Linked DNA regions of Mus musculus: regions 1 and 3 are each linked to region 2. The links are chromatin loops, found by intact Hi-C in ENCODE. Cell type or tissue: heart. All regions are shown on one strand.

Evidence for each region. Hi-C counts contacts between places; a loop is a spot of excess contacts. Peaks named below come from ENCODE experiments on the same cell type or tissue, not always from the same donor. Only the 100,000 strongest peaks of a DNase experiment are listed, where the experiment ranks them.
Region 1: a loop joins it to region 2, with 3 times the contacts of the local background. A loop is called at or near these places in 7 of 42 quality-filtered maps.
Region 3: a loop joins it to region 2, with 3 times the contacts of the local background. A loop is called at or near these places in 5 of 42 quality-filtered maps.

Annotation. Positions count from the first base shown.
Region 1 is chr6:29,762,901-29,770,900 of GRCm38, forward strand. It overlaps Ahcyl2 (S-adenosylhomocysteine hydrolase-like 2), which reads left to right and starts at 5,543. Exons shown (of 17, transcript NM_001171000.2): 1 at 5,543-6,006. The coding sequence starts at 5,638. In heart, a CTCF peak has its summit at 3,468 (motif pointing right); DNase peaks (open chromatin) are centred at 5,101, 5,431 and 6,081; H3K4me3 peaks cover 2,672 bases; H3K27ac peaks cover 2,057 bases.
Region 2 is chr6:30,043,775-30,051,774 of GRCm38, forward strand. Nrf1 (nuclear respiratory factor 1) reads left to right here and starts at 4,214. Exons shown (of 12, transcript NM_001164226.1): 1 at 4,214-4,339. In heart, CTCF peaks have their summits at 4,261 and 5,448; DNase peaks (open chromatin) are centred at 4,277 and 4,887; H3K4me3 peaks cover 2,988 bases; H3K27ac peaks cover 2,606 bases.
Region 3 is chr6:29,981,230-29,989,229 of GRCm38, forward strand. It overlaps Smkr-ps (smal lysine rich protein 1, pseudogene), which reads left to right and starts at 4,100. Exons shown (of 2, transcript NR_040264.1): 1 at 4,100-4,237. In heart, a CTCF peak has its summit at 772 (motif pointing left); a DNase peak (open chromatin) is centred at 4,022; H3K4me3 peaks cover 1,792 bases; H3K27ac peaks cover 987 bases.

The DNA.
Region 1 (8,000 bases), 280 kb before region 2:
CAATTTTGGCTTCCTGCTGTCCTGAGAACTACTTCCCCACCAGCCCTGCCTTCTGCCTTACCTGGGTTCTTGGGTTTTCCTACCACACTCTCAACCTTAGACTTCCTGTTCCTACTTCTATTGGTTCCAGCTTCTTTTTTATTTTATGTTGACTTCAAGGATGTCTGTGTGAGGGTGTTGAATCCCCTGGATCAGGAGTTACTGTTGTGGGCTGCTATGTAAGTGCTAGGAATTGAACTCAGATCTTCTGGAAGAGCAGCCAGCCCTCTGAACAGCTTTTCCAGCCCCTGGCCCTAGCTTCCTTACAGCAGGCTGCACTGCCCTAACCATTCCCCTGCCCACTTGAGCTTTGAGTGTAAAAAATTGAAAAGACATGGAAAATCATAAAGAACAATAGACAAACAACCAGGGCTGGAGAGATAGCTCACTGATAAAACACTTGCCTTGCAAGTGTGAAAACCATGTAAAGATGCCGGGCAAGACCAACCAGATGGCTCAGAAGATAAAGGCTTCACTACCTGAGTTTGATCCCCAGAGTCCTCAAGGTGGTATATGTGTACCCATGTGCACACATATAAACATTTTTATTATGTTTATTTGCATGTGTGTATGCCCATGTGTCATGTGGTTTTCATAGGACAGCTGCCAGGAGTCAGTTCTCTGATTTTTAAAAAGAACAGTCTGTATTTCTTGGATTTCTTTCTACTGTTTGTTTTGAAACAAGGGCTCAGGTCTTGTTTTTTGGTTTTTTTTCAAGACATGGTTATTCTATGTAGCCCTAGCTGTCCTAGAACTTGCTTTGTACCAGGCTGGCCTCAAACTCAGAGATCCTGAGTGCTGAGATTAAGGCATGAATCACTGCCTGGCTTAGGTCTTGTTATATAGCTCAGACTGGCTTGCAGTTTTGTGTGTATGGCACACTGGCCTTAATTCTCAATTCTGCTTCAGCCTCTGATAAGCTGGTATTACAAGCTGGCACCTCCATGCCTGCCTGCTTCTTCTTTCTTCTTTCAGATGCAGTTTTACATCCACAAGCTCAGTTCTCTTCTTGTACCACATGGGTTCTGGGGCTTGAACTCAGGTTGTCAAGCTTGCTGGTCAATGCCTCTACCTGCAGAAGTGTTTGTCTTGCCAGTCCCGTCCCGTCCCATCCATCCACCCACCCACCCATCCACCCACCCACCCATCCATCCATCCATCCATCCATCCATCCCATCCATTCACCTATCTATTTTTGAGACTGGGTCATGCTATATAGCCAGAATGAACTCATATTCTCTATGGAGTTCTACTCTAGACATTGGAAAGATACTCTTTTTGTCTACAGAATTTTGAAATTCCACAATGGTATAAATCAACAGAGGTCTGTTGTCACATACTGTGCTAGGCATCTAGTGGCTCCTTTCCTATTCCTGCTCTTACCCGGGTTTTATACACAGCAGGCAAGTCCTCTACCACTGCTATGTCCTAACTCCTTCCCTATTTCTTTTGTCCTTCTAAAATCTGTCCTTTTATTAATTGGGCTTAGTGAGCAGGTTATCTAATTTATGTACTTTTCACATTTGTGAGTTTCAAATGGGTACTTTGTCTCTATCGTTTCCACCCTACCCTCTTGTAATCTTCTGTGGTTTTGTATTTCCTTATGGTAGTTTTAGGAATGGAACCCAGGCCTCTGAGCATGTGCAGCAAATGCTCTGCTGCTGAACTGTGCCTGCAGCTCTGCTTTTGAGATGTAAAGAAAAGAATGTGCTCACCTAAAGAAATGGGGGAAAAACTAAGGAATGCTACAGCTGTTCAATGCATTGAATGTATTATGCCAAAATATACATTAAACTGCATGTAATGCATATAAACTACCATTTTCAACATCTGAGCAAAAGATAGAAAACATCTTTTGTATGCAGAAGTACACACACTGTGATCTCAGCACACCTGGGAGGTTGAGGCAGGAGGACTTGCTGAAGTTTTGGGCTAGCTTGGTCTAAATGCTAAGTTCTAGGCCAGCTAGGCTGCACAGGGAGATTCTCACCTCAGCAAACAACCTCCACAACAAAAAATCTCTACTTACAGTTTTCTAATGAAAAACAAAATCTGCTAGCAGCTTTCATTTAACCTGTGCTGTCGTTTTCTGGATGTTTATTCCTTGAAACTGTATGCTCCTTCACAAAATCAGTATTGTAAATCGCCAAGTGAGTTGATGGTAGTGGGACACAGTCTATATAGCCTAGCAGGCTTTATTAATGTTTCAGTCTAGCCCAGGGCATCCTCGAACTTACAAATTCTTCTTCCTCAGCTTCCTGAATACTGGAATTATATGTGTGCACTACCAGTTGTTTTACAATTTAAACTACGTTAGCCTCTACCTCTTTTCTTGTGTTGCTGGAGATGGAACCCAGGGCCTCATTGCATGCCAGGATTCCTACGGCATCTTGCTTTCACCTTAGAGGTTTGCTTCACATGTCTGGTGACTGGCTATCTGCTCACGGCGTGGCACGAGGTGTTCCCTGGAGGACGGTCATCACTGCTTGTGATCTGGCTGGCCCATTTCCTTGGAGAATTCCTCAGCATTAGTTTCTTTGTTTTCTCTCTTGGACCTCATGGACCTCATTATTGTCTGCCTGGCTCCTGGAAGCTGAATGAACCAGACGAAGGAAAAAGACCTGTAGACCTAAAACGTCTTTTAATATAGTTAATAGACTTGCGTGTAATCTTCCGGTTTCTAATCTAGTAATTCCACCTTCGAGTACACTTGGTTTGCTTCAGCAACAAAGCTGTGCCTCAGAAGCAGCAGATGAGTAAGATGGAGCTAGAAAGCCCGAAGAACGTGGTCTGACTGTTGGTTCCAGGCAATGTTAAAATCTGGGGAAACAGGGGCTAACATCTGTCTCTTTTCAGGGCTCAAACTCCTTACGTTTCATCACCACATCCCCCTGAAGGATCGGCTCTTCTGCTCAGTCATCAATCCTCGTGGCTGGCCAGGTAAGCAGCTGCTGGGTATGAGTTCCTCACATGCCAGGTGGCTGCACTGTAGCTCCCTCGTGCATTGGGGGAAAGGAAGAAATCAGTTATAAAGTTGTTAGCCCCTGCCCAGCAGCTGGAGGATGAAGCTCTGGGCCATTTCTTCGTAACAGGAAGGAAATGATCAAAACCGGACATGTGAGGAGAAAGCCTAATAAGCTCTTGTGTCTGGCAGACTTTTGGGTTCTGTGGAAATGGCAATGCTCAGGTGCCTTCCAGCATAGACTTAGAGACCGGGAAATGACAGCTCCTAAAGCTCCCACATGAAGAGACTTCCACGGTACTAGAAGGATCATGACAGGAACTCAAGCAGGCGATTTCTCCGTTTGTCTCTGTCTTTTTTTTTTTTTTTTTTTAAGGACAATTTTTTTAAAGATTTATTTATTATTATATGTAAGTACACTGTAGCTGTCTTCAGACACTCCAGAAGAGGGCGCCAGATCTTGTTACGGATGGTTATGAGCCACCTTGTGGTTGCTGGGATTTGAACTCTGGACCTTCGGAAGAGCAGTCGGGTGCTCTTACCCACTGAGCCATCTCACCAGCCCCCGTTTGTCTCTGTCTTATTCTTGCTTAGAAAAAAGTAGCTTTTCCAATGACAAGCTGGCCGGTAGTCCAAGGGAGCTGTTAGGGCTGCAGTCACTTTTTGAACAGCCACAAACCATAATCCTCTTTGCCTCAGTTTCTTTAGGAATAAAAAAGCCTACCTCATAATATGCTAAAAGTCAACCACATCTTAGTGCCCTTTTCCCCCTTTAGGTAATATTCACATAAAAATTTAAAGAATGTGCAACTAAAATAATTTTTAAGCTTATGCATATGTGTGTGTCTGTAGGACAAGAGGGTGTCACACCCCCTGGAGCTGGAGTTGCAGGTGGTTGTGAGTTGCCCAATGTAGTTGTTGGGAACAAATTACAGCAAGGGCTCATAAATTTTGAGCCAACTCTCAAATCCCTAGAAAGTATGGTGTTGTCTCCTACTTTTTAGTCTAACTTCCTTCCTCCCTCTTTCTGTAATGTATATGTGTGCTCTAACTGCTTGTACATCTGCAGGTCAGAAGAGGGCATCAGATCACCACTATAGTTGGTTGTGAGCCACCATGTGGTTGCTGGGACTTGAACTCCAGACCTCTGGAAGAGCAGCAGATGCTCTTAACTGATAAGCCATCTTGATGTTGTTATATGCCCCTTCCCCTTCCCCGCCAGGGTATCTCTGTGTAGTCCTGGCTGTCCTGGAAATTGCTCTGTAGACCAGGCTGCCTGCCTCTGCCTCCCAAGTGCTGGGATTAAAGGCTTATGCCACCACCGCCTGGCTTTTAGTCTGATTTTTAAAATTATAAGCATTTATTTCCTTTTATCATTAAAAGACTATTGGAGAACTCTTCTTAAAAGAAAAAAAATTCTATCATCAGTAGAACATTACTTTCAGGTAAGTTTCTTCTTTTTGTGACAGGCTTTGGCTAAGCAGTCAAAGCTAACCTCAACACATTTCTGATTCTCAGGTCTCTGTCTCCTGAGTGTTGGGCTTACCACTATGACCAAATGGTACGCAATTTTATTTTATTTTTGTTATTAAAAATAAAACTGGCAGCTGGTGATCTGGTCAAAAGTTAATTGAATTTGTTGCTCATTTAGAGGGCCCAGGGTAGATTCCCAGTTCTTTTCTGGTCCTTTAATTACATGTGTGCGGTAGAATTAACTTTTTTTTTTTTTTTTTTAAAGACAGGGCCTTGCTTCATAGCTCAGCTGGCCTCGAACTATTATCACTGGTGACGCATACACTTCAGATGTTCAAATTATTACTGCGTACTCCACCATACCCTGACGAGATTTCTTTCTTTGGGGATTTGATTTTAGTTACTTAATTCAAGAGTACGCCAGAAAGCATGACAGCAGGAAATGGCTTATTTCTTTTCTTCTAGAAACCAACCCACTGAAGAAAGGCTCGGAACGGAATGGAGAAACCCCATGCCTTCTAGCCTGGAGCCGGAATTCATCTCACCTGACCTGCCGCTTTTCCTTTAAAGGCCGCCCACGTGATAGCACACATGCGCACACTCCGGAGGAAATTCACGCCGTCAGGGGAGCGAGTCATTCTTGCCCCCCACTTTCCCTGGGGTTTCTGGCATTCCTTTCCGGAAACCACAACCCCTCTGGAGACATTCTCCTCATCTATTCCGTCGCGTCATCCGTTTTTATACTTTTCTGTTAGTCGCTGTCCTGGGAGTTCCCTCTCCATCAAAAACTACTTTCCGGAGGAGGGACGAAAGGACTACAACTCCCAGGGGACTCTGCGGCCTATCCCCCACCCACCCCCCCGCGAGGCGAGCGCAGTGCAAGTTGGTTGCTGAGGTCCCACGGTCTTCTAGTCGCGTGCAACCCGGAGCAAGCGCACTACAGGTTCTGTGGCGCCTCGCGCGTGAGTCAGACAGGGGTGGGGCGAGGCTCGAGAGGCCGGGCTGGCGGCGAGCGAGCGGGCGGGCGGAGGAAGGGGGTGGGAGCGGAGGCGATGGAGGGGAGGAGTGGGGGTATGGGGGAGGGAAGGGGAAGGGAGGCGGGAGGCGGGGCCGAGTGGGAGCTGGTGCGAGAGTCAGAGTCGGCGGTTGCAGTGGAGGCGGTGATGTCGGTGCAGGTTGTGTCAGCAGCGGCAGCCGCCAAGGTGCCTGAGGTGGAGCTGAAGGATCTGAGCCCCTCCGAGGCGGAGCCCCAGTTGGGACTGAGCGCGGCGGCCGTGGGCGCCATGGTACCCCCAGCGGGTGGCGGGGACCCAGAGGCTCCAGCTCCGGCTCCCGCGGCGGAGCGGCCCCCGGCCCCCGGCCCGGGCTCGGGGCCCACCGCGGCTCTGAGCCCTGCGGCCGGGAAGGTCCCTCAAGCGTCCGCCATGAAGCGGAGCGACCCTCATCACCAGCACCAGCGGCATCGCGACGGCGGCGAGGCCTTGGTCAGCCCCGACGGCACGGTCACCGAGGCGCCGCGCACGGTCAAGAAGGTACTGGGGTCGGGCTGCCTCGCTTCTCGGAGAGGCGGGGAGGGCGGGCACGGGAGTGGCGGCCCTTCAGGGCACGGCGGCACCCGGTTCCACACCCTCTAGATCGTGGAGCCGAGAGTCTTCTCCCACCCTTGAACCCGCTCTTAGAGCGGCCGCCACCCGGTGCTCCGCTGCGAAGCGAAGCCTCTAGGTACCACGGGCGTACTTTACTAATAACATGGAGGTAGCGCCCTTCACTACTACTTGAACGAGGCAGGGGGAGGAGAAGCACCTACTACTACACCCGGCGCCTCCAGCACACTCCCGCGTGTAATTTTCCGGACTGTTCGGTGGCATAGAAAAACCTTCCCTCCAGCGATAAGGATAGCAAGATCTTTTTCCTTGGAGAACGAGGAAGCTGTAGTTAGCTCTCTCTCATGAGAGCTCGGGAAACCCTCTGAGTTGCCTGGCTTCTGTACAGATGATGACTTTCTGCCTTTCTGTGGCCAACAGCTCTCCACAGGGTAGTACTGATCTGTGCCCTTCCTTTCTAGCCATTGCAATTCTCTTGTACTGCGATTGTAGACCGGTAATGGAAAGATGCTTCATTCACCCTGAAGAGGGCTGGTCTCTAGGATTACCAGATTGTACCTGAAGAGAATGCTTATTTTATTCATATCTTTATCGTGAGCAGAAAGTGTTAGGAAGAAATGCTTGCTACTTTGAGGAAAGTAATCGTTTGGGGCTGTCGGCTTCCTTCATAAATAGAAACGTGTAATGATGGTACCCCCGAATTATTTATATATTGGCTATACCCTTTACCCACTCCCCTCGTTTTTTCTCCCATTTATTGATGTCAGCACAAGAGGTAAAAGACAAGATCTGTGGATCATCTAAAAAAAAATGTGGCTTTCATTTCTTGGGAACAGTATGAACACAATGATTTACGTTTTTTCCCATTATAATGGGTGCATTTTGTTCCGTCAGAACAACAGTAAAAAAAGATATGAAGTGTACATTGGGTTTACTATGTAGAGTTTAGGTGAACCTTGGCTCCAGCAAAACATTTTGTTGTAATTACCTCATGACTTAGGGCAGTTAACTTTTTCATTTGGTAGTGCTAAATGATGTCAGAGGCAAGACTGAAGGAATTTAACAGTGCTTTAGGGCATGCTGTGTCCTTTGCAGTTTGGTGTGTTGTCCTCCCCTCTCCATGCAATTATAGTTAAATGGAGGAATTACACTTAAAAGATGCAGCCTGGGCTAGTGCTGGAAGTACTTAGGTCAAAATTAGGAAATCCAAAGCCTATTTCTCACTTGTTAAGATGGTTTGTAGCTTTGGCCAAATCTTTTTCTTGTGACTGTTTTTTTTTTTTCCCTAAAGTTTGTAATTTAGTTCTTTTAAGGGTAAAATGTTTAACAATTTACTTTTAGAGTGAAGTTTATACTTAGGTGCAGACCTAAGTTTGAACATAGTACTCCCTTCCCCAGATTTAACTTTTGAATAAGTCTATAAGGTAATTTCTCCAATAAAATGGGGGTACTAATTATGATTAAAGATTAAAAATGTTTATGGTCATCACATAGAACTTGGTACCTACAGTAGGATCTTAAACAATAACTTATTAAAATTTATTATTTCACTTCTCATTGCTTAAGTATATGTCACTGTGACCTTCTCTGAAAAAAATACACATATTAGTAGTAGTTCAATAGATTCTGTATAAAGAATTAAAAAAAAAGAAAAAAAAAAAAGAACCACAGGCCAGTACCCCAGAGTCTGTTATTGAATTCTAAATGTGCTTCTTGGACACTTTCCTTGTTGCTGAGCCACCTTCTTCCTGGCTTTTTAAGTATCAAAATCATGTTCCATGATTCTTGATTTACTCAGCAGCCTCAAGGCTATGAAGACAGGGCTGAGCTTGCCTGGCAATTATAATCCCACCAGAAGCCTGTGTTACCTGCTGCACTGTCAGCAGGTAAAGTCCTGCAGCTGTGTGGCAGAAGGAAGGGCA
Region 2 (8,000 bases):
ATTTGTCGATTCTTTGTGTGTGTGTGTGTAATGATGCATTGATACATGACCTGGCTGGACTGCCTCTTTGAATGTTTGAATGTCAAAGATAGCCCTTGTCACCTCTCAATAATACGAGGAAGCTGACCTATACTGTCCCAGGAAAATGGAACTTACTTCATAGTTTCTCAAGTTGAACAGAATCTTATTCTGTTTTGGGGACGGGTATGGGGGGTGGTGGTGGTAAAATTTGCTCCCAGTCTGCCTCTACCTAGATGGGCAAATGAGATAGAGAGACATGAGTCTCCTTTAGATCTCAGTGGCTTAACTCATGTTTGATCCCCAGGAAAGTTGCACTGTTAATGTCTTAGCCCTTGCTCAACATTGTCAAAAGTGATCTGTCATACTAAGTTAAGCCTCAATGCTCAAAGAAGCCATTAGGATCATCTGTCTTAAATAAAAATAATTAGCCAGGCAGTGGTGGCACTCGCTTTTAATTCCAGCACTTGGGAGGCAGAGGCAGGCGGATTTCTGAGTTTGAGGCCAGCCTGGTCTACACAGTGAGTTCCAGGACAGCCAGGGCTATACAGAGAAACCCTGTCTCGAAAAACCAATATATCTTTATATCTATCTACCTATCTATCTACCTATCTATCTATCTATCTATCTATCTATCTATCTATCTATCTATATCTTGTAAAGGTGTCCATAGCATGGCAGGCACAAGGTCAGAAGACAACTTTTGGGAGTAGGTTCTCTGCTTCCGTAGTGTCGCCCAAGTCCAGGGATTGAACTCAGGTCATCATGTTTGCTTGATAAGCACTTTTGCCAGTAAAACATCCTGAGGTCTCCTCATCTACCATTTTTCTTTCTGTCCTTGGAACAAAAAGACAAGAATAGAAAAAGAATGCCAAACTTTATCATCTAATGAGCTCAGTCAGATCTAATCTCAGGTGGGTAAGGTGTCTTCCAGAATTTCATTGATAACCTAATCAATCAACTCAGAAATATGCAGAAGGACCCCGGAGAAATGATTGTGTAGGGCGGGTCTGAGAATCTGTTGACATAAGACTTGCATACAAAGGGCTTGGTGTGTTTGACCTTAGCAAAAACCAAACAAAACAAAGCACAAAACCCTCTGATCAAGAGGACTCCTACCAACACAAGAATCCCCATTCTCATGTCAGCCAGTTTGTCTTGGCGGCAGCAATTTCAATTTGTTTGGGTTGCTTAATGTCATTAAATCTTAAGACTGGGGCCTGGAGAGATGGCTCAGCGGTTAAGAGCACTGACTGCTTTTCCAGAGGTCCTGAGTTCAATTCCTAGCAACCACATGGTGGCTTACAACCATCTATAATGAGATCTGGTGCCCTCTTCTGGTGTGTCTGAAGACGGCTACAGTGTATTCATATATATAAATTAAATAAATAGAATTTAAAAAATTTTAAGACTGTACAGAACTAATATAAGGGTGATGAAAAAGTCATTTACAGCATTCATCCCATCATATTGGCCCTGGCAATAAGTATTCTGTGTAACTTGGTATTAGAATATTTGTAGTACAAACTGTCAAAAGTTCCACAGAAGTTAATGCTGTCTGACACTAAGGTTCTCTTGTGCTTTGTGAGTGGGTGTGGATAGCCATCTAAAAGCTCTGGTAGGGTCAGGATCAGGACTGGTTCCATCTCCATCTGAGTTGGGGCAAGTAACATTGGCATGTTTTGGCTTCTTCATCTGTCAAAAGGGACCATAGTAGTACTTACGTAATGGCCTCCATTGGAGAATGAAATGAGAGGGAGAGTGTAGGGGCTGGGGATATTGCTCAGTTGTTTGTTTGCCTAGCAAAACCCATGAGGTCCTGGGTTCAATCCCCAGCACACATTAACTGAGCATGGCAGCACAGGTCTGGTATCCCACCACTTGGGAGGCCAGGACAGGTCAACCTCAGGTGGAGGTTAGCTTGGGCTACTGAGGCCATTGTAAACAGAGAAGGGAGCTAATGCAGATGTCGCTGGTAAGTCCTGTATGATAAGGAAAGGCAAAGCAAGCAGGCTTGGGGGATGAGGGATGAAAGCCATGTCCAGACTAAAGGAGTAACAAGCTGTTCTGATGGAAAGTTCTAGCACGCGAGAAGACAGCCGTGAGAAATGTTCTGAGCAGAGGGGTAGTATTCCTTGATCTCTATGATCCAACAGCTTCCCAGTTCTTCTGTAGCCTGAGAGAGACGCAGCAGATGAAGTCAGAGATGGCACCGTGGGTGAGGACATCAAAGTTCTCAAAGCCACCTTCAAGGATTTTAGACGTTAGACATCCCAAACAGGGAAATAACACAACACAATCTGCTTTTTTTTTTTTTTTTTTTTTTTTTTTTTGAGACAGGGTTTCTCTGTATAGCCCTGGCTGTCCTGGAACTCACTCTGTAGACCAGACTAGCCTCGAACTCAGAAATCCACCTGCCTCTGCCTCCCGAGTGCTGGGATTAAAGGCGTGTGCCACCACGCCCAGCTACGATCTGCTTTTTTTTAAAAAAATGAAGAAAAGAGTCCATTCAAGTTGAAGTGTGCAGAAGGGGCTGGGGAGAGCAAGTCCAGGGTCTGGGAGCCAGTTCAGAGTCTAAGTGCAGCACCTCCACACGAAAGCAGCCTGGACCAAAGTCAGAAAGAGGCAACAACGCTTTAAAGATGTCATTGGATGGCCAGGCAGAGGGTCCATGTCTTTAATCCCAGAACTTGGAAGGCAAGGACAGGATAAAAATCTCTGAGTTAGAGGCCAGGCCAGTCTGGTCTTTATGGTGAGTTTCAGGCCATCCTGGGCTACATAGTTGAGACCCTATCTCAAAAAAAAAAAAAAAAAAAAAAAAAAATCATTGAGGCAAAGAGGAAAGAGCAGACATTATTCCTACAGGGATGGGTAGTGACAGTGATATCGGTTTGATTTAGAAAACATTAAGGGTGCCAGGCAGTGGTGGCGCACGCCTTTGATCCAAGCACTGGGGAGGCAGAAGCACGCAGATTTCTGAGTTTGAGGCCAGCCTGGTCTACAGAGTTCTTGGACAGCCAAGCCAGGGCTACACAGAGAAACCGTCTCTAAAAACCAAAAAAAAGGAAAAAGAAAAAAAAAGAAAGGAAGGAAGTAAGGAAGGAAGGAAGAGAAAAGAAACCGTTAAGGGAAAAAGGCATTCAGTTAAGCTGGGCAGTGGTGGCACACGCCTTTAATCCCAGCACTGGGGAGGTAGAGGCAGATGATCTCTGGGTTGGAGGTCAGCTTGGTCTGCAGAGTGAGTTCCAGGACAGCCTGGTCTACACAGAGAAATCCTGTCTTGGACTAAAAAAAAAAAAAAAAAAAAACTACATAAGACAAAGGTATCCAATTAAAAAAATGTTTGCTTATTTGTTAAGCTGTTTTCTGACACCATGTGGGGCATTTATCTAGTGCACATTAAATCTCCCAGAAGTGTTAAAAATGCAGATTCTAGGTTTCAGTTGGAGCTGGGACTCCCGGTGGTTCTGATGGGGGCTCCTGATGACATAACAAAAGCAACCCAAACTACCCCATGTCCCCAACCTTTCATTTTCCCACTGTCTGCTCACTTGTTAGGCATACTAGGATACCCTATTGCTTCATCTAAGCGCCGAGAAAGCAAGGGCAAGAACTTACTTTTTTATTTTTATTAAATAGAGCCTTGGTTTGCTAACAGGTGCACTTCGGAGCACCCATAACAGCATCCAGTACGGAAAGGGGCCCTTTAGAAATGTTGGTCTAAGGAACGAGAGAATAAATTACCATATTGCTTTGTACCAAAGTTCCCCGTTTACAGATCTGGTTGGGGCTTTGAAACAGAGAAACAAAGCGCATTTCAGAGAGGGGTCGAGGCGACTACGCAAAGGCGCGCCGAGTAAAATGTGGGGGAGCCGCTTTGGAGCGGAGGTCTCAGTTCCCCGCGCTCGGCTCCGAGCGGAGGGCTCCTTCGGATTAGCAACCATCTTGGGCGGCATGAACCACTTCGCCGCCGCGTCCGCGACTTGCTCAGCCGGTTGCCCTCCTGGTCCGGGCCCCGGCCAGCGCTGCCGAGCCGCACCAGAGGCCGACGAGGCGGCCGGGGGTCTCAGAGAGCGCCGCCGAGAGCCCCCTCCCCGGAGCCGCAGAGCCGTGCTGGCCTCGCCATCATGGCGGTCTCCGGGCGGGGAAGCCGAGCCGTGCGTCGCGTGCGTGCCTCCTCCCTCCCCTCCCCCTCCTCGGCGGCGGCGGCGGCGGCAGAGGCGGCAGCGCTCGCCATTGCCGCTGGTGGCAGGAGGCTGCGAGGAGCCGGCGCGGTCGCAGTCTCCACGGCGCAGGCCCACGGTAGCGCAGCCGCTCTGAGGTGAGTGCCCTACCGCGCAATCTCCAGCTATTTCAGCCCCGGCGCAGCCGCAACACGCCGCCCGCCCGCCGGCCGGCCGGCCCGCCCCGCAGCCGGCACCCTGCCGCCCCCGGCTCGGGGCCTGGGCCCCCGCCGGATTCGGCCTGCCTGGGGCGGGGGGCCCGGGCCCGGGCCCGGCCCAGCCAAACCGCCACCCCGAGGATGCGCAGGCCGCACTAGGCCCCGGGCGTCCTGGCGGGCTCGGTAGGGAGGCGGCTGCCCTCCCGAGAGCCCCAGGGTTCCGGCCTCCCCTACCGCCTCGGGTTCTCCCGGCCGCGGCCTCCTCCGCGCCGTGGAACCCCGGGCCTGGTCTTCCTTCTGCGGGCTCGGGAGCCGGCGGCCCGGGAGAGCGCGCCGGGCCCGGGAGCGGGAGGTGGGTGGGCTGCGCGGGACCGGAGCGGCGGCTCGGCGCTCGCCCCCTCGGCTCTTCCCGGCTCTGGCCCGCCGGTGGCTCGGTGCGGCCGGGCGGGGCGCGGGAGTGGCTGTCTCTGGCGGGAGAGGAGGCTGGTGGTTCGGCCGGGCGACCTCCGAAGCTTCCCTCCCGCCGGGGTGGCGTGGGATGGTTACCCAGGTGGACTGGGGGGCGCTGAATATGGCGCGCTGCCCACCTTCTTGCAAGTTGTGAGGAGGCGCCTAGGCGGCAGTTCGAGGAGGAGGAGGAGGGCGCAAAGTCCTTTTGTACGCAGAAATAAGGAGCGACATTGTGTTTTTCCTCTCCGGCGGAGATACCCACCGAGGGGCCTGGGTTCTTCCTGGGACTGGCGTGGTGGTCTCCGGGGGACAGGAGGGGGAGGTGGCGCACCCCTTAAGAAGGAACGGAGCCTTTGCCTCGGATAAAACAGGGGGTCTGGGGTGGTCTTGTGCTTGATTCTCTCCCACATCTCCCAGGCTTTCGTGGATTCGTGGGTTTGCCATTGCATGTTCTGTAGTGATGTCCACTGTTTCTCACCTGTTGTGTCGTTGCTGCTGGCCCCAAACTTTGTTCGGTGCATCTGACTACCCACCAGAACTTGAAAATGTTAAACATACATTAATGTTGTTAGAGCTTCAAAGGCTATCTGCTCTGACCAGTTGGAGGAGCTGTTAGCAGGTCATCCCCATCTTCCCTGCCATTAAAGTATCTTGTACTGATGATGGCTTATGTTAGAGTTGGTATCGGTTGGGCCGATTTTTTTTTTTTTTTAAGTAGGCAAAGCAAAACTTCCATTTTAGTGTTTAAATCTCCATTTATTGGAGAAAGTTGGTGGGAGTGAACCTGTCAGTTGGGACAGTGCTCTGTAGGAGAATGGGGACAGCTTTTGTCCTTGGAGGAGTGGTCCTTTTTGGTCCTTTTTCCAATCTTCGGCAGATCCTTTTAAATGCCTTTTCCTTTAGTCATAAACAGTAAGTTAATGGATTGTTCCTCACTCCGGGGAAGAGAAGAGGGGTGACATATATATTAAATGAGTGTTGATTTTGCTTTTTCATTTAGTTATGTCCTGACTCCCTAACATTGTTTGAAAGTTCTTGACAAGTTACCCTATAAAGTAGTAGAAATATGGCTAGTTAATGAGTACAAAGTAAGTGTATAATCGTCATGTGTAATGTGATGTAGTGACTTAATTTGGGTGCAGACTTAACTGTAATTTGTTGAGTGTAGATTTTTGGGAAGGTGTTACCCTTCCTCTTTATTTTTTTGTGCTTTGCTGGGGAATCTAACAGGGCATTGGCCATGCAGACCGTTTGCTGCTGAAATACATTGGCAGCCTTTTGTTGTTTGTTTGTTTGCCTGATAGGAATTCGACTGTTGCTAACAATTGGGTACCTAACCCACATCGAAACAAAACAATAGTCTTTTAGCCCACTTTATTTAAAATCTTGATTTCATTATAATCTCAAACTCAGCATACAGAAGGGGAGAAGAATTTTTGTCTACTAGTGAGTGGTTTATATTCTCATTTAACCAGAACCAGCCAACTCAAATTAGGTGTTTTCACAAAAATACCGGAATTATAGAAGGATTATAAAAGGGATTTCCATTTCCCTCGACACTCATACATATTTCAGTGGGACCTAAGGTTGTGGGTTTTCTGTTTTATTAAGGTATAATTACACACCCGTTGCTAATTTAGTTAGGGAGGTGAAGGCCAACAATCCTGTGATTTAAATTTGTGAATTGTCTTTGCTGATGTACTACATTTTTAACCAGACCTGGCTTGTCTGTACAAAGCATTTTATAGGAAACAAAAGCAAGCATGTACCTTTTAAGGGAAAATTAAGGTTCTTGTGTGTGTATGTATATATATATTGACAATGTGTAGCCTTGGTTATCCTGAAACTTGCCTTGTAGATCAGACTGGCCTCAAAGGATCTGCCTGCCTCTGCCTCTAGAGTGCTGGGACTAAAGGTGTGTACCACTCCACCCAGCTGGCATTTTATATCTTTTTATTTGCAATAAGACATTTAGTAAATGTTGGAATAATAGTGACGATGAACAGCAATTACTGAAGTTGGGTTTTGTTTCTGAACAAAAAAATCAGCATAGAAAGGCATGTTGATTTATTTTTGCTTAGGATGGAGGTGGTGGGAGATAAACTGTTAGTCTTGAGAAGTAGACTCCAGGAAGCGAACCTGTCAACTCCTGTCAGGTTCTTAGACACGCTCAGTGCTCCACACTGACACACACTTGCTCACCTACTCAAACTTGGAGGTGTGCCGTTGTACTTCACAAACGTCTGCTCTCTCCTCCTGACTTGGGAAGTTTCGTCTCTCCAAAAATGGCATCTTTTACTTTAGGTGTTTGTGACTGGATGATGCTGATTATATATACATGTACGTATATGTATGTGTGCATGACTATAATTTGAAAGATCAATCTCACGCCAGCCTGTTTGGGACCTGGTGGTATATATCAGTGGTAGAGTGTGTGCTTAACTTGAGGAAGGCACTTGATTCAATCACTATCAAGGAGGAGGAAGAAGTAGTAGAAGTAGGTTGTTTAGAAATCTAGTGATTTTTTTTTTCTGCCTGTGTATTATGACATCACTTCTTATTTGTGAGTGTTTGGCCTGCATATATGTCTCTGTACTACTTGCATGTCTAGTGCTAGTAAAAGTCAGAAAAGGGCATCACACCCTTGGAGTTGGAGTGGCAGGCAGTTGTGCATGTGAGTACTGAGAACTAATTGGGTCCTCTGGAATCCACAAGAGAGCACCATCCCCTGGAGCTGAAGTTAGCGGGTGCTCCTGATCTACCCAGCAAGAGTAATGTGCTGGGAAGTGGTCTGTGCTGCTTTGGAAGAGTAGGCAGTGCTCTAAACGGCTGAGCCATCTCTCTAGCCTGTTTTTGTTTGTTTGGATTTTCCTTTTTAATGTGCATTGGTGTTTTGCTGCGTGTATGTCTATGGAAGGGTGTTAGTTTCTAGAGTTAACAGATAGTTGTGAGTTGCCCTGTGGGTGCTGGGATTTGAACCTAGGTCCTCTGGAAGAACAGTCGGTGCTCTTGACCACTGAGCCATCCCCAGCCCCCAAAACTGTTTTGTGTTGTTTTGATGTATATGAGTGTTCTGTCTGCATGTACACTTACTGCATGCCAGGGTTGGGGCACCAAATCCCATTACAGATGGTTGTGAGCCACCAAGTGG
Region 3 (8,000 bases), 63 kb before region 2:
TAGAATGACATCCTGTGTCAAAAACAGAGCCTGGGGAGAGGGTGCTGGGGAGATGGCTCGGTGGTTAGGAGCACTGACGGCTCTTCCAGAGATCCTGAGTTCGATTCCCAGCAACCACATGGTGACTCACAACCATCTACAATGTGATTTGATGCCCTCTTCTGGTGTGTCTGAAGACAACTACAGTAAGAGCTAAGATAAATAAACAAACAAACAAATAAATCTTTCAAATGTTTAAAAACAAAACCAAACCAAAAACAGAGACTGGGAAGATGGCTCAGTAGGTAAAGGCACTAACCACAAAGTGGACAGCCTGAGTGTACCCGCATGGTAGAAGGAAAGACCAACTCCCATAAGCTGTCCTGTGAGCTCCACATTGCAAATGCCCACACATACTTGCAAATAAATGATAAATAAATAAATAAATAAATAAAGGCATGGCCTACTAGAAGGTAGGTCATTGGCATTGAGGTAGGTCTTATTGGGCTAGAAGTATCACTCAGAGCTAGGTCCCAGCTCTGTAAGAAAGAAAAGTAGAAAGCTGGCCAGCTCATGTTTAGGTGGACATGGAGGCACATACTTGCAATCTCAGCACTCAGAAGGCAAAGAGAAAAAAATAAAAGGGAAAATTTATTATTATAAAGAGTGAGTCTGGGGCTGGAGAGATGGCCCAGCAGTTAAGAGCACTAACTGTTCTTCCAGAGGTCCTGAGTTCAATTCCCAGCAACCACATGGTGTCTCACTACCATCTGCAATCAGATCCTATGCCCTCTTCTGGCATGTCTGAAGATAGCAACAGTGTACTCATATCAATAAAATAAATCTTTATAAATAAATAATTAATGAGCCTAACCATTAAGTCTTTCTGGCACCCTCCCTCTTTTACCACATTCTGATGCATTCATGTCTTGATGACATCTGCCTACTGTTATGACCTCACAGAAGGAGAAACTGAAAGGATTTCTGATCTTTCAGTCTCCAAAACTGTGTGCCAAATAAATCTTTTGTCATCCCTTACCTTGGGTATCTTATTACAGCCACAGAAGATGATGGCTGTGTCTTCTGGTGACTTCTGAGCAGGAAGTAGCCCTCACACTTGGTAAGGTGAAGGGGACTCTACTTCCCACTGAACGTGGGGACAGTAAGTACATACTGTGCCTGCCTACATACAAGTGGCTGCTGCAGAGATCTGGGCTTCGTCTAACAGGCAGAGTATTGCTCCTGTTTGCCTGGCCTTAACCTTCAACGGGGCCTCTGATCAACAGGGCATTCAAGATCCAGAGAACACAGAAGCAGCAGCCAAGGGCATGACAGAATCACAACCCCCAGAGAAGAACGAGACCGGCAAGCATTTGTGGTGCTAAGAAGGGAGCTAGAAAAGCTGTCTGAGGGCTGGAGAGATGGCTCAGCGGTTAAGAGCACTGATTGCTTTTCCAGAGATCCTGAGTTCAAATCCCAACAACCACATGGTGGCTCACAACCATCTGTAATGAGATCTGATGCCCTCTTCTGGTGTGTCTGAAGACAGCTACAGTGTACTTACATATAATAAATCTTTTTTAAAAAGAAAAGAAGGGGCTGATGAGATGGCTCAGCAGTTAAGAGTGCTGACTGCTCTTCCAAAGGTCCTGAGTTCAAATCCCAGCAACCACATGGTGGCTCACAACCATCAGTAATGAAATCTGATGCCCTCTTCTGGAGTGTCTGAAGACAGCTACAGTGTACTTACATATAATAAATAAAATATTTTTTAAAAATAGAAAAGCTGAGTCATAGATATCAGTCACTGAACAGTTTTGAAAGTGAGTGACCCATGGTTTGGCCTGTGCTTTAAAATATGAAGGGATATAGAAGTCGGGGCAGCAGGATGTCAGGACTACAGCAGCCCAGGCAAAGACCATACAAGTGGGAACATGGCAGTGATCATAGGGACATTAGGCCAAAGGCAAGGGTGGCAGGGTGTGATGCCAGGTACATTGACGGTTTGGAGCTTCCTGGGAGTGCGAGCTGCTGTAGAGACCTGAGAACGTCAGGAGGCATGGGGGTTGGGAGATATTAGTGGTTCCTTCTCTTGCTTTCTCCTATTTCCATTTTGTATTGATCTATTCAGCTTATAAAGTGAGCATTTGTATATTCCCTCAGAATAAAGACTACCACTGTCTGTCTGAGTCACTCTTCCATGGCTGTGAAGAGACACCATGACCAACTTATAGAACAAAGCATTTACAAACTTTTTCTTTCTGGCCTCGCTCTGCTCTGGCCCTGCTCGCTCCTGCCACGCTTCTCTCCCCACCCCCACCTCGCTCAGGCATTTATTGGGGGGCTTGCTTACAAATTCAGAGGGTGAGCCCATGACCATTATGATGTAGAGCATCGCAGCAGGCAGGTAACCATGACACTGGAGCAGGAGCTGAGGGCTTACATCTTATCCATAAGTTTGAGGGAGGGGAGGGAGGGGAGGGAGGGATGGGTCTGGCACAGACTTTTGAAACTGCCAAAGCCCTCCTCCAGTGACACACCTCCTCCAGCAAGGCCACACCTCTTCATTCTTCCCAAACAGTTCCACCAACCAGGGACCAAATATTCATATATATGTGCCTGTGGGGACTGTTATCATTCAAAACACCCCATTGTCACTCCCAACGCAATGAAGTCTTCTAAACCTTGTATGTAGTCAAGAACCCACTTCACCATGGTACCACCATCACAAGTTGTTGATCAGGAAAAAAAAAAAGGAACAAATTTTGAAATGATCCCAGTAGAGATTAACCTTGGAAAGCTGCAAACAAAACAAAGCAAAACAAAACATTGAGATACAGGCAGGGAAAGGGGCTCACTCCCAATCCTTGGATTAGAAGCCAGTCCACAAAGGAGAAAACACAGAGTTTGCCATATCAAGGGATATATAAATCATGATAAAATTGCCAGACAAAACACAGTCTTGTCAGTGAAAACTCCAAAGGACATAAAGACTTGATTTTGAAAGTCATTTCACTAACCAGGCTGGAGAAAAGCTAGCAAAACCTACTATAGCATGTAAGGTCTTTTCAGGATTTTAACCTGCTTCTTGGTTCACCTGCCTCCTGCCCTGGGTTTACCATATCCGGCCCATGATTTGGACTGTTCCTGGTCGTTTGGGTTTTTTTGTTTGTTTTGTTTTGTAACGTTTATTTGTTTTTATTTTTTTGTGTGGTGAGTGTTTTGTCTGCATGTGTATCAGTGCACTGTATAGTGAGCTGCCTGGTGCCTGTGGAGGTCAGAAGAGGGCGCTGGATCCCTGGGACTGGATGGTTGTGAACAGCCCTGTGGGTGCTGAGAGCCCAACCTGGGTCCTCTGCAAAAGCAAGTGCTCTTTACCACTGAGCCAACTCTGCACCTATCACTTTTAACTGTGGCCAGCGCTTGCAATTCATACCCTTCCTCTTTGCTGTGTTCCCATCTTCCTCCTCCAACCTTTTTAGTTCAAGAACCTTGGCTCATATTGGGCACTGAATTCCCATGGCAAGCGGGAGTCAGGCACGCGACAGATATACAATATCCGCTTACTGAATAAAATGGAATGGCAAGTTCTAAAAAAATAAAAAAAATAAAAAAAAAACAATTGGAGTTATGCCCCCAAACGCATTCCCTTTCTGGGAGAAAAGGATGGACTCACAAGGTTAGAAGCTAATCCCACCCATAATGTACGAACCCTGCCCACTTTCCTCTCCTGAGGCCTGTACTAGACTCTTACAGACATTTCTTCTGTTATTCTCACCTCGACCCTCAGAGACCTTATTCTTGTTTATCAGAAGAAGTGAAAGAGTTTCTGAAGATTTCAAGAGACTGATTTAGCTTACACTCTCTCTAGCCTTTCCTTCCCAAAGACAAAACTGCTGATCTTGGCGGCCCGCCCCTTCCCCTCATGCCCCGCCCAATCGCACTGCCGGAGACAAAACTTTGCAACTTTGCTCCCAGTTTGAGTTCTTAATCATCGTCACCTCCGCGTAAACCGAATCGGAACACACAAACTGAGCTCACAAGGGCTCCGCCCAGTGCGGCATGCCCCGCCCCGGTGCCCTAGCAACAAATAAACAGTTCGAGGTTCCGCGGGGTTTGTGCACTCGAAAGCGAGCTGTCCGGGTGCCGCCCCGAGTGGAGTGAGCCGAGCCTTGCTTACCAGCATCTGCGCCTCCGCACACCGCGAAGGCGCCCAATTGGAGGTGCGGCCACGGCCGGGGCAGGCGGCACAACGCCGGTGAGAGCGCTCGCGGAGGCTAGGGAAGCACCAGGATCGGGGCCGGAAGACTGCGACGCCGGGGTGGGGGAGTAGAGGTGGGGGGTATGGGGAAGAAATGTGGGGCCTGAATTTCGAGACTGGGGACTGGTGTCACAATCACCTCAGCTGAGATAGAAATGACCACGGAAATACCCATCTTAAAGTGGGAGGTTCGCAAGCGCTCGCCATAGCCCCAGTAAGCCTTTGAGACCTAGGTCTTTTGTCGTCCCCACCGGTACAGTTCAACCCAGCGTATAGTAGGAGGGCTCATTCTGAGACGGACTTAAGATGGACTTAAGATGACCTGCATCTGATGGACAGCAGCAGCAGATTCAGGCTGTACCCTTTCTGTGAAACTGGTTTTAGTCCCTTGGTTCTGTGGGGTAACTTTTTTCACTCCTAGAAGATGCTTTGGCGTTTGGGAAATAGAGGAAGATCAGCAACGAGGTTTGGATCCCCCCAAACTAAGTACACGCCAATAAGGGACTGTTCAGGCTGCCCTGAGATGTATGGTGGAATTCTTTACATGTAATAAAGTAAGGTTGGCCTTGGGAGGAGGGAGAGGTGTCCACACTGCATCTAACCCCACCCTACCCTAACCCTCCTCCTGCCGGTGCCGTCCTTCCCAGCCTCATTTTTCTTTCTAGAGTGGCTGTGGTTTTGTTGCCCCTGTCCGCAGCCCTCAGGGACACGCTGTTCTCTTCACTGTTGAACTTGCTGCTAAGCATGCACTGGGTAAAGGGGCCTCAACTTCTTGCACAATTATGGTATTACCATCTCTGCTTAAGGAAAAGTCTTCCCCGAACTAGACGGATGTTGCTCTCCTTGCACCTGCCCTATGGCTGCTACTAGTCTTTTTATCTCCTAGAGTAGAAATACCTCCTGGTCCCTCCTGTCCTGTAAGTACCCACAGCCCTTTGCACCACGCTTGAGGTGTCCTGCCTGTCTTGCTTTCCTTTAGCCTGCAGTTTGGGATGTGTTTAGTAAGCCTGCGGTTCTAATGTTTTCTTCTGGAACTAAGTATAGTATTAAGTAAAGGTGCCATCTCCTGACTTGTTTCTCGGCTTCTACTCTACTGCTCTTCTTTTTCCGGATCCAGGAAAATGAAGAATAACTTACAAAGCCCTCGAAACTAACGGCTTCTTCCGGCTCTTTGTATAAATGTCCAGCTTGTTAGTTTACAGAGGCTGAAGGCCAAAGCTGCTCTTCACTTGCTTTCCAGACCTGATCGCCCCTCCCCCTTTCCATCCCACCCTGCCCTACTCCCCATTTGCTTGTGGACAGCCACTCTGATCTTGGTTGGTCCCTTTATCTTTGCATAGCCTCTCCAACCGCAAAGTGTCTGTATTTATTTCTTCAGGTGGCTATGACCAAACACCTGAAACAACAGTTCAAGAGAAGGAGGGCTTATTCGGGGTCACACTCAGGTTTCCGTCTCACGTAGTGGAGAAGGCAGAGCTTAGGGCAGCGGAGAGTCCAACAGGGAAGGTCAGAAAGCAAAGAGGGTAGGGCCAGGTGAGACCCACCCCTAAAGACCTACTTCTGCTACCTAGTTCTACCCCCCTAAAGTCTCCTCAAGGCCCTCTTGGGAATAAACAATCAACATGTGAACCTGTTAGAGACATTTCATATTTGAACCAACACACCCATCTGATTGTAATTCATTATTCATTTAGCAAATGGTTCATCCATTCGGTGTGCCAAATAATAGTTTAGGCTAAGGAATTCAGTGGTAAACTCACAAACCAACCCTCTGGGTTCCTCTCAGTTACTATTAATTATTAATCACTATTAAGTAGTTGGAATGGTTTTAATGAGACTATCCTCCATAGACACAGATATTTGAACCCTTGGTCCCCAGTTGGAGCACTATTTAGGGAGGTGGTTGCAGCTCTGGAGGAAGTCTGTCGCTGATGGGGTGTGGGGAGTGCCCTGAGATCTCCCAGACTCCCCTCCCACTTCACTCTCTGCTTCCTGCCCCGGCCACGCCTCCTCAGTAGGAAGTCTGTCTCTGTAGGGCAAAAGTGAGCTCCTCCATAAATTGGTTTTGGTCATAGTGTTTTATCACAGCCAAAGAAAAGTAACCATATATAGTAGTTAAAAACAACAAACAACAAACCCTAGGGTGAGGGGCCAGAGAATGATATTTCAAGGCAAAGGCCTTGTGGGTAGTGTCTTAGTCAGGGTTTCTATTGCTGCACAAACATCATGACCAAGAAGCAAGTTGGGGAGGAAAGGGTTTATTCAGCTTACACTTCCATACTGCTGTTCATCACCAAAAGAAGTCAGGACTGGAACTCAAGCAGGTCAGGAAGCAGGAGCTGATGCAGAGGCCATGGAGGGATGTTCTTTACTGGCTTGCTTCCCCTGGCTTGCTCAGCCTGCTCTCTTATAGAACCCAAGACTGCCAGCCCAGAGATGGTCCCATCCACAAAGGACTTTTCCCACTTGATCACTAATTGAGAAAATGCCTTACAGTTGGATCTCATAGAGGCATTTCCTCAAATGAAGCTCCTTTCTCTGTGATAACTCCAGCTGTGTTTTTCGTTTGCTCGCCGTTACCTGATACGCTCGGCCATCTAGCGAGCTCTCAGACTCGATGTGTGTTGTGTATCTTGTAGGTTTTGTATATGCCTGATGTCTAACAATGCTGAGAGTCCGTTCGTGTGCTCATTTCCCCTGTCTCCTTTTCAGGAAAGTATTTATGTAAATAGTTTGCTGATTGTTATTGGGTGGTTCTCTTAACTGTTGTGTGTCAGGCACTCTTTACTGGGGATGTAGACCTTTATCGTTTGCTTTAGAAGTATTTTTTCCCAGTCTCTGGCTTAGCATTTGTACTGGCTAGTTTTGTGTCAACTTGACACAGCTGGAGTTATCACAGAGAAAGGAGCTTCAGTTGAAGAAATGCCTCCATGAGATCCAACTGTAAGGCATTTTCTCAATTAGTGATCAAGGGGGAAAGGCCCCTTGTGGGTGGGACCATCTCTGGGCTGGTAGTCTTGGGTTCTATAAGAGAACAGTCTGAGCAAGCCAGATAAGGCAAGCCAGTAAAGAACATCCTTCCATGACCTCTGCATCAGCTCCTGCTCCCTGACCTGCTTGAGTTCCAGTCCTGACTTCCTTTGGTGATGAACAGCAGCATGGAAGTGTAAGCCGAATAAATCCTTTCCTCCCCAACTTGCTTCTTGGTCATGATGTTTGTGCAGGAATAGAAACCCTGACTAAGACAGCATTCATCTCTTAATACCTATTGGTAAGCAGACATTTTACATTTTGACTGCGAGCTCAGCAACTTGTTCTTCAGGACATGTTACACGTTACATATTTTTCTGCTGCTATGATTGAATACCGTGGCAAACCTTAGAGGAGCAGGGAGTGAACTCAGCCAGGAGTCAGGAAGAGAACAAGTGGGTCCCTGCTGTAAAACCTCAAAGTCTACCACTCTGCCCACCCTGCCCGCCCCGTAGTGATATGCTTGCTCCAGCAAGGCTCCTCCCCACTTTCCACCTACAGGAGGAGGGGTCAGCATCTGTCCCAAACAGCCCCACCAGTGGCTGGGAACCAAGTGTTGAAACACACAGACCTATAGGGATATTTCGTAGTCATGAGCTGTGGTTCTGATATTATCCTCAAGAGGAAATGTTTGCCAAACTGAAGGCCATAGGTCTCTAAAGGTTTGTAATTTGGGGTTTTATACTTAGGCCTATGATCAATTTTTAAGGGTTTTGTTTGTTTGTTTGTT